Regions from separate parts of the Homo sapiens genome. Here region 1 is linked to region 2. A link is a loop called in an ENCODE intact Hi-C map of the cell type or tissue named here. Cell type or tissue: sigmoid colon. All regions are shown on one strand. Each heading gives the region's core, and the rest is flanking DNA. Links, peaks and the distances in the headings are about the cores only.

Evidence for each region. A loop is a pair of places that touch in the nucleus more often than their neighbours do. Peaks named below come from ENCODE experiments on the same cell type or tissue, not always from the same donor. Only the 100,000 strongest peaks of a DNase experiment are listed, where the experiment ranks them.
Region 1: a loop joins it to region 2, with 8 times the contacts of the local background. A loop is called at or near these places in 2 of 110 quality-filtered maps.

Annotation. Positions count from the first base shown.
Region 1 is chr6:157,839,152-157,844,535 of GRCh38, forward strand. The region is part of intron 1 of SNX9 (sorting nexin 9); the gene reads left to right. Among named protein-coding and RNA genes, the nearest start is that of SNX9, 19 kb to the left of the region's middle. RefSeq lists an enhancer at 2,459-2,608 and a silencer at 3,126-3,420. In sigmoid colon, for the core only: no CTCF peak of the experiment used is centred there; no DNase peak of the experiment used is centred there.
Region 2 is chr6:158,159,875-158,165,258 of GRCh38, forward strand. The region is part of intron 1 of SERAC1 (serine active site containing 1); the gene reads right to left. Among named protein-coding and RNA genes, the nearest start is that of SERAC1, 5.7 kb to the right of the region's middle. In sigmoid colon, for the core only: no CTCF peak of the experiment used is centred there; no DNase peak of the experiment used is centred there.

The DNA.
Region 1 (5,384 bases), core at 250-5,249, 320 kb before region 2:
GGTGTTAGGTATCAATGAATTGTCCTTGTGTATAATTACTGTTATATGTGTGTGGGGATGTATATATGTAATGAATTAATGTTGAGGTCATTGGCATTCCTCTGTGATTCATTATAGCTGTTACATAAAAGCCTATTTCCCCTATTAGTGTTTTGTTTCTCTTGAATTTTATATTTAGAATAAAAGAGAAATTATGTCTTTTATTAGAGATGCAATGAATGAATAAAATTAGTTCTACCTGATTATGAAGCATATGTATTTTCATGTAATGGTGATATAGCATAGAGATTAGGAGCCTGGGTTCAAATCCCAGTCCAGTTATTAATACATTACTTTGAAAAGTTACTTACTGCTTCACTTTCCTTATCTGTAAAATACAAATAATTGAATGGATTCAGGTGTGAATTCCATTGCACAGTCCAAGTGGGGGAAAAATTATAATTTTGCTTTTCTGTAATAATTTACAACAAATTACATCCCCGTCCTGCTGGGGAAGCAGACCTATAATATTTTAGTTCCCAGGCCACCGCCTCTTGCCCAGGGTGAAGCATAATTTGAGGGTGGGGATGGTAACCTAGTGCCATGGCCTTGAAGGTGTGACCCCATCTTGCCCTCCAGTCTCCTCTTTAGGCCTTTCCTCCTGCCCCTCAGTTTAGTAACTCTCTCCACCACTTCCTTGCTGTGCTGCTTGAGGACATGGTAACCACCTTGCTGGTTGTGCGCAGTATTGGGGCGTGAATCTCTGCAAAGCTCAGACCTTTCTGTCTTAATGTGATACATAGCTGTTTGGATTCTCCTATCCTCTCCGGTTGTTTCATGGTTTCACTAGGGTTCTGAAAGCAGGTGAAAAAAAACAAGAAAGCCTCACTGGGAAGGTGACACTCAGGTAGAGATCTGAGGGAAGGTGGGGGTGTCTTTGGATCTCGGGAAAGAGCAGACCCTCAGGCTGGTGCTTGGGGTGTCTTTGGATCTCGGGAAAGAGCAGACCCTCAGGCTGGTGCTTGGGGTGTCTTTGGATCTCGGGAAAGAGCAGACCCTCAGGCTGGTGCTTGGGGTGTCTTTGGATCTCGGGAAAGAGCAGACCCTCAGGCTGGTGCTTGCACAGTGAGGCCAGAGCTGAGGGAGCTCAGGGAAGAGGGGCTGCTCCCCAGGCTGAGGAGGCCCAGGCGACCACGGGGGCTTTGACATTTATTTGGCAATAAAACCATTGGAGGGTTTTCACCACACCCAAAATGACTGACTTTTACAAAAAATACTTTCTTTCTTTCTTTTCTTTCTTTTCTTTCCTTTCTTTCCTTTCCTTCCTTCCTTCCTTCTCCCTTCTCTCTCTCTCTCTCTTTCTTTCTCTTTCTTTCTTCTTTCTTTTTTAAAGAGTTGAGCTTGCCTTTATTACCCAAAGCTAACTGCAGGAGTTAACAGTCAGTTTGCTTTGATACTGGATTTAAGCCTTATTTTATCCCTTCTTAAAACTTAATTGATTGTATCTTATTAAAGCCACACTAGGAAAATCCTGTGCTCCATTTAAGTCAATCAGTAAGAGAGCTTCAGAAGGATTGACACAGTATCCTTCTCTATATGAGGAATACCCCAGTCAAATCAGCTGGGAGAAAAAACTTTGTAAAGAAATTTTTAAAAACCTCTATTATTTTGCATTCGAGATTTTGTCTGATAGAAAATTTCAGATTATGTTTCCTGGATATACTGAAAGTGAATACAAACGGCTCATCAGACCATTTGGCTGTTACCGTTATGCTGTTCACTCGACTGGTGGCCACATAGACATAAGCAAAGTACTTGCAGACTGCTGGATTTCTGACTGATGAAACCATTTCTGATCAGCGACTCACTGCATTTCTCTTCCGATGAGGGTCACTGTTTGCAGGGTGTCTGGTATAAACTTCCTGAAGCCCCAGCAGTCTTGAGAGCAGCAGTAGAAGAAAGCAGCTGGAACCCTGAGAACTGGGGCAGAATGCTGTTATGGGCTAAGAAGAAATGGCATCATCTTGGCTTAGAATTTGGAGATTCAATGAATCTTTATTCTTTCATGGTTCCATTAAGTGATTATTTTTAATATGAATTAGATCACTGGAATTTCATATTAGTCATGCTGAAAAATTCCACATCTGTGTGTTTTAATTTAGGGTCTTCAAGATGAAGGGCATCCCCCAATGATTAGGAGAGGCACAAGATAGAAATACAGATTTTATTACCTACAGGCCCTGGGAGTACACAGCAATCCTGGAGGTCACACACAGGATGGTCAGGGAGCTTGAAGGTCAGGAATTGTGAAGGGAGAGAGAGAGATTGAGACCTACCTAGAGACCCATGGGCCTTCATGGGGTCCAAACAGGTTTCCCCCAGGGAGGTTTAATTGGTTCCAGGAGGTCACACTGTGACTGCACAGCCCATGTGGGGTGTGGGGATCGGGGCCAGTGAAGTAGGCTGTGTGTAGCTTTCCCATGGGGAGGTGGTTGCCAGGAGGAAGTTGTCTAAGGCAGGTATCTGTATTAGTCATGTTGAGGAACTGGGAGGAGGTGTAGAACTGCACCCTCTGCCATGTCCAGGGTGACAGAGCCCTGCTTCTGCTACGACAAGGTCCCACTTATCTTCAAAGTGCATGCTGAGGCAACATAAAATGATAAGAATTTACTACACTGTGACTTTTAAACTATCATCTCAATGGTTTGGCATGATTCAATATTTTCTATTTTAACTTTTTATTTATAAAAATTTTAAACATGGACAAAAGTAGAACAGCACAGTGACACTCCCCTGTGTACTCATCACCCACCTCCACAGTGATCCTGGCCCGTTTTGTTTCCTCTAGCCTCCCCTCCCCTATTTTCCCCTTTCCTCATTATTTTGAAGCAAATTCCAGACATCGTTTCATGATAAGTATTTTAATATATATCTCCAAAACTGTAGACTTAAATAACTGTAATTCCTGTTATACTTAAAAATTCAGAATACATTCTTAATATCTTCAAATATCCAGTCTGTTGGTAGGCAGTGTAAACATATTCATAAATTAAGTTTGCTGTATCTATTAAGTTGCTTGATAGTATTAAGGTGAGAACAGTGCCATCTCTTACTGGTTGACATTTGTATGAGTCTGCCCATGTTAATGTAAAACAGATTTGCCACAGGTAATGTGACCATACAGGTAACATAATCTAACAGTTAAAAAATATATGCATGTCTTGCTTTTATCTTGTTGACTCCAGTGCTCTTATCAAAATCCTCATGATGCAACTGCCCAATGGGTTCACCATCACCACTGCCTAGACAGAATCGATTTATCAAGACAGGGGGATTGCAATGGAGTAAGAGTAATTCACGTAGAGCTGGCTGTGCGGGAGACCTGAGTTTGTTAGTCAGTCTCCCCGAGCATTTGGGGATTGGAGTTTTTAAAGATAATTTGGTGTTTTTAAAGATAATTTGGTGGGTAGGGGCTTGGGAAGTGGGGAGTGCTGATTGGTCAGGTTGCAGATGGAATCTTAAGGGGTTGAAGTTAGGTTTTCTTAATGTCTTCTGTTCCTGGGTTGGATGGCAGAACTGGTTGGGCCAGGTTACTGGTCTGAGTCCATCAAGTGCAGGGTCTGCAAATATCTTAATCACTGATCTTAGGTTTTACAATAGTGATGTTATCCCCAGGAGCAATTTGGGGAGGTTCAGACTCTTGGAGCCAGAGGCTACATGACCCCGAAATTGTAATTTCTTGTAGTTATTTTGTTAGTCCTGCAAAGGCAGACTGGACCCCAGACAAGAAGGGGGTCTTTTCAGGAAAGGGCTGTTACCAATTTTGTTTCAGAGTCAAACCATGGATCAAATTCTTTCCCAAAGTTAGTTCTGGCCTGTGCTCAGGAATGAACAAGGACAGCTTAAAGGTTACAAGCAAGATAGAGTTGGTTAGGTCTGATTTCTTTCAGTGTCATAATTTCCTCAATTATAATTTTGCAAAGGTGGTTTCAAGGAGATGAAGCCTTCTAAGCCTTTCTGTACAGCTTAGGTGGTGCCAGCAATGGGAGGATGCTTAGGACAAGGGTTGAAGAATTGACGAAAATGAAAATTGAAAAAGAAATATAGCTGACCCTTGAACAATGTGGGGGTTAGGAGCACCGACCGCCTGCCCAGTTGAAAATTAAAGTATAACTTTCGACTCCCCCAAAACTTAACTACTAATAGCCTGCTGTTGACTGGAAGCCTTATAACGCAAACAGTTAACACATATTTTGTATGTTATATGTATTACATACGGTATTCTTACAGTAAATTAAGCTAAAGAAAATGTTATTGAGAAAATCATAAGGAAGAGAAAATATATTTACTACTAAGTGGAAGTAGAGCATTAGGCCTTCATCCTCATTGTCTTCACATTGAGTAGGTGGAGGAAAAGGAGGGTGGAGTGGCAGAAATAGAAGAAACGGTGCATGTAAAGTGGACCAGACCTGTGTTGTTCAAAGGTTAACTGTACTGATTATCTTATTTTAACTTAAAATGTATAATGTGCATTTACTCACCAATCCTTTGATAGACAGACAGCTATGGTCTTTGTGTACTTCTGATTGCAGTGCTAAGTGATCCATTTTGCATAATCCATACTCAATTCATTGCAATTCTAATTTTTTGTTTCTTTTAGAAGAGCTTAAATAGTTTGAAGACAATTTCAAAGCATCGTGAGTACAGAATTCTAGATTTTAAAAAATTATTTCCCATTTGTCTTTTTTTTTTTTTTTTTTTTGAGATGGAGTCTCACTCTACCACCCAGGCCAGAGTGCAGTGGCATGATCTTGGCTCACTGTAACCTCCACCACCCAGGTTCAAGCAATTTTCCTGCCTTAGCCTCCTGCATAGCTGGGATTACAGGCCCATACCTCCTCACCTGCCTAATTTTTGTATTTTTAGTAGAGACAGGGTTTCACCACTTTGGCCTGGCTGGTCTCGAACTCCTGGCCCCAAGCTGTCTGCCCACCTCAGCCTCCCAGAATGCTGGGATTGTAACCGCCCAATGGGTTCACTTTGCCTGCCAATTTCTTAGAGCCGATTTCTCAGGACAAGCGGAATTGCAATAGAGAAAGAGTAATTCATGCAGTGCAGGAGACCGGAGTTTTATTATTACTCAAATCAGTCTACCCATAGAGTTTTTAAGGACAATTTGGTGGGTGGGGGAAGCCAGTGAGCCAGGAGTGCTGATTGGTCAGGGGTGAAATCACAGGGAGTCAAAGCTGTCTTGCACTGAGTCAGTTCCTGGGTGGGGGCCACAAGATCAGATGCCCAGTTTATTGATCGGGGTGGTGCCAGCTGATCCATCAAGTGCAGAGTCTGCAAAGTATCTCAAGCACTGATCTTAGGAGCAGTTTAGAGAGGATCAGAATCTTGTAGCC
Region 2 (5,384 bases), core at 93-5,092:
CTCGGCCTCCCGAAGTGCTGGGATTACAGGCAAAGATTATCTTATTCTGCTATGTGACATAGATTATTTAAAATTGTGAAGACTTGCTTTGTTACCTGATTCCAGTCAATATTTATAAATATATCATACAAGCTTATTCTTTGTTGCGAGCAGAATATATCCATTATACTAGGCTTGTTAATTTTGTTGTTTCTATAGTCCTGCTAATTTATTTTTCACAGCTCCAAACGGCCATTGAACAGCCTTCCTAATTTTGTCTGCATGATCTACCAGTACGAGAGGGGTTTTTTAAAAGTTTCATACTGATTTGCGCACTTGTCGATTTACCCCTTTTGTTGTCCTTTTTTTTTTTATTCATTAAGCAAATACTTATCTGAGTCCCTAGGAACGAAGAACTGTTCTAGATGCTAGCAATTTAACAATGAAAAAGAAAAATCTGCCCTTGCTTTCATGGATCTGACTCTCTAGTGCAAAACACCCCAATCTGTGGCAAACAAATACTACCCTTTTTGGGGGGTCATAATGTGAAAAGATATGCCATCAGGTGCACACAAATGAATGATTATTAGAAACTTAGTACTTTTTTCCTTTTGTCATCACATACTATCTTCCTTTATCCCTATTAACATTTATTGCTTTAAGTTCCTTGCCAGTTTTCTAAGTATTTAACTATCTTACCTTTTCCCATCATGGTTATAATCTTTTGGTATCATTTATAATTTCAAAACCTCTCTTTGAATAGATGAATTTAATCCATTTACATTTATCGCATGTTGGATAGATCAGGATTTTTTTATTACTCTTTAATTGGCTTAAAGTTATACAATTTATTTCTATTCCTTTAGTAAACAGCCACATTTTAAATGTGCTATATAGTATGAATTTAAACAATATAATTATCCTCCCAAATGAGAATATTAGAATGCTTTAAATACGATCCTCTCCTATCTTGTCTAGTATTTTAATTCCATTTTATTTTTAAACATCCCAAAAGAAGTCATTTTTAAAAGCAGTCAACCTAAATATTTACCAACATTTTGTCAGTTTCCTTCCTTACTTTTGTTTCTTGCATCCACAACTTCCTCCTAGGTTCAAATCATTCTTGATGAAGGTATATCCTTTGATAGTTCCTTCATGAAGGCATATATGTAGTTAGCACTCTCACTCTCAGCATGTCTAAAAATGCTCTATTTTAGATATACTAAAAAATAGTTGTGTTTGGGCCAGGCGTGGTGACTCATGCCTGCAATCCCAGCACTTGGAGGCCAAGGTGGGCAGACTGCTTGAGCCCAGGAGCTCTAGGCCAGCCCAGGAGTTCAAGACCAGTGAGACTTCATCTCTCCAAAAAAATTTAAAAAATTAGCTGGGCCTGTTGGCATGTGCCTGTATTCCCAGCTACTCGGGAGGCTGAGGCAGAGGAATTGCTTGAGCCTGGGAGACAGAGGTTTCAGTGAGCCATGATCACGCACTACACTTTAGCCTGGGAGACAGAGTAAGACTCTGTCTCAGAAAAAAAAAAAAAAATAGTAATAGCTGGGTTTGGAATTCTGGGTTTAGAATTTAGAATAACAGTAGGTTTCCTTTGGTACATTAATGGTATTTTCACTGATATTTCTTGTTGCTCAGGAGAAATCTAAGTCTAACTGTTGTTTCTTTGTAGGCAAAATAATAGCAAAGAAGTTTAAGAATGTGCTCTGTAGGACCACACTGCCTGGTTTCAAATCCAATTCCACAAACAACTTGTATTAGTAATTTTTTTTTTTTTTTTAAGAATGCTTTGACATCTTAGGACCTTAAGGACCCAGGGAGTGACTGCCCCTCTCTGGGATAGCTAACTGCTAGAGGTAGCAAACAACCTGCCTGTGAGCATGCTTCTCATATGCAAACCAACCAATCCCAGGTGCATACCCCCAACCACCACACACAGCCAATGCTTCCCTTACTCTAAATCTCCTCAGAGCCAGGTACTAGGCAGCTAGAGACCACCTCTCTGGTCTGCCAAATTATTCGAACTATCCAATCCTAAGTTTGTTCAGCTCGTCTACCCTGTCTCGCTCATTCCTTCCCACAAAAAAAACGTTCATTCCTTCCCACAAAAAAACACAATAAAAGAAAGCTCTGGCCCATGCTTTCACATTGCTCCTTATGCCTCCTGAATGACCCTGGTACTTCCCCATGTGGCCTTGCATGGTGTGGCACGCCCACTCTTCCTTGGGAACTGTACATAATAAGCTCTTCTTTCAAGGCAGTTGTCTCTGTGTCTGTCTTCTTACCATTCCTGATTAAAACAAAATCCAGGTACATTTGAAAACACTAGACATATGATAATGGGCTATTTAACCTCTGTGTCTCACTTTCCTCATCTATAAAATGGTGATAATAAGGGAACTACTGTAAAGGGTTGTTACAAATATCACATGAGTTAATATATGTAAAACACACAGAATAGTGCCTATTCCAAATTAAGTGTTCAATAAATGCTACTTATCATTACTATCAATATTATATTCCATCTGGCAGTTTTAAGATCTTTTTGATGTTCTTACAATTCTCTACTTTATGTCTGGGTATGGGTTTGTTTTTATATACCCCACTCAAGATTTGGTATGCTCCTTTGATCTTAGAACTCACATTTTTCTTCAATTCTGCAATATTCTTAACAATTACCACTTTGACCCCCATTCAACTTTTACCTTCTGATACTCCTATTAGATGTATGCTAGATTTTTAAAGTCTAACCTTCAAATCTCAACTTCTTCCATTTTTTTCTATCTGTCTGACATGCACTATAATTTCCCCAAATCTATCTTCCAATTCATCACCTTCTGTTTAGTTGTATTTAGACTATCATTCGATCCATCCACTGAGTATTTCAAAAACTTTTATTTCTAAAACTTCCAGTTGGCTCACTTTCATACTTGCCTGCTTTTTTTACACATAGTTTTTGTCTTAAATGCAGATTTTTTTTAATGGCCACAAATTATTCCTTTTCCTATAACCATGATCTTTGGTAGTCCCCTCCCACGGTGACTTTAGATTGATCTTACGAGTAACTTTGGCCATAGGACAATAGAAGCATGATGCAAGCTGAGACTTGGGAAGTACGTGCACATCGAGGCTCCTGTCTTTTTGCTCTTGAGAAACCTGTGACCAGCACCATGTAAAGATGCCTAGGTTAGTCTGCTGGATCACAAGAGAAATGTCCAATATCCCCATTAATGAAGCCAACAAGTACCAACTGACAGCCAGCAACAGCCGCCAGGCATGTGAAGCCACATCAAACTAGCCAGCCCCTAGGTGACCCTACAAATCCATATTCAGTCCTTAGCCTGCAAGCAATAATAAATGTTTGTTTTAGCCCGTAGCCTTTGGGATGGTTTATAATGCCTCAAAAAGCTGACATGTAACTTCTAAACTTTCCTTTACACGAGATATATGAGGTTGCTGCCAGCATAACTTGTTTTACAGTAAATTTTATTTTTTTATAAGTAGAGGGAATAGATGAATACACTATAAAATAACAATAAAAAGTATACCATAGGGCCAAGTGTGGTGGCTCATGCCTATAATCCCAGTGATTTGGGAGGCCAAGGTGGGATGATTGCTTGAGACCACAAATCAACTGACTATATCTGCGGCACATGCCTGTAATACCAGCTACTCAGAAGCCTGAGGCAGGAGGACTGCTGGAGCTCAGGAGCCCAACACCAGCCTAGGCAATACAGTGAGACCCACATCTCAAAACAAACAAACAAAAAACCCTAATGGAATACATATGTATGGACCTATTCCACTCCATCGATCTATTTATCTATCCTTATATAAACACTGCACTGTTTAGATTATGTAGGTTTTTTGTTGTTTTTTGTTTTCTTTTTGACAGAGTCTCACTCTGTCGCCCAGGCAGGATGGAGTGCAGTGGCCTGATCTCAGCTCACTGCAACCTCCGCCTCCCAGGTTCAAGCAATTCTCCTGCCTCAGCCTCCCAAGTAGCTGGGATTACAGATGCCCACCACCATACCTGGCTAATTTTTGTATTTTGGGTAGAGACAGGGTTTCACCATCTTGGCCAGGCTGGTCTTGAACTCTTGACCTCGTGATCCACCCGCCTCGGCTTCCCAAAGTGCTGGGATTACAGGTGTGAGCCACCGCACCAGGCAGATTACTGTAGTTTTTAAAGTAAGTCTTGAAGCTAGTAGTATAAATTTTCCAGCTGTGTCCTTCCTTTTCAAGACGGACTATTCTAGGTCCTTGGTACTTCCACATAATTTTAGAGTCTGCTTGTCAATTTCTATTTAAAAGCACCTTTAAGATTATGGGGCCAGGCACGGTGGCTCACGCCTGTAATCCCAGCACTTTGGGAGGCCGAGGCAGGAGGATCACGAGGTCAGGAGATCGAGACCAGCCTGGATAACCCGGTGAAACCCCATCTCTACTAAAAATTCAAAAAATTAGCTGGGTGTGGTGGCGGGCACCTGTAGTCCCAGCTACTCAGGAGGCTGAGGCAGGAGAATGGCGTGAAACTAGGAGGTGCAGCTTGCAGTGAGCAAAGATTGCGCCACGGCAGTCCAGCCTGGGCGACAGAGCGAGACTCCATCTCAAAAAAATATATATATATATTATGACGGTGATTACATAAAATCTGAAACACTGATTTTAAGTAGAGAACGGAGAAATTTTGAGACTAAGAAAGACACAGAAAATAAAAGGGAAGAGATTATAATTTAAAAATAAAACAAATATTTGAAAATTCCATTAAGTTTAACAATATGGAGGTCACTGGGATCTTCATATCAGTAGCTTCATTGCCCTGGTGGAGGAAGCCAGAGTGAAACATCATTTCATGCTTTCATTCTGATTAATAAAACGTGAGTTGTAGCTAGGTACACAGACAACAAAAAAGACTACATCACCTTTCTTTCTTTCTAGTTAACTATGGGCACTTACAAAGAATTGGCTAATGAAATATGAGTGGATGTGTCATGTGCAATTTCTGAAAAGTGTCCTTAAAAAGAAGGGTATGTGCCTTTCTTCCTCCTTCCCTCCTCCCTCTTGCTAGAATGAGCAACTGACAGTTTGAATTAAAGCAGTCATCTTAACACCAAGCATCTTATTAAGGACGGTAGAGCAGCCAGATAGAAGAATCCGAGTCCCTGATGATTACAGAGCTGCTTCCATAAAAGCATGGCTGCCTACCTATGCAATTACATACATATTTAAGCCAGTATTATCTTGTTTTCTGTGTAACACAGCTGATTCCAACACACCACAGTTTTTTGTTTTTTGGTTTTTTTTTTGAGACAGAGTCTCTCACTCTGTCACCCAGGCTGGAGTGCAGTGGCGCGATCTCGGCTCACTGCAAACTCCGTCTCCCAGGTTCACAC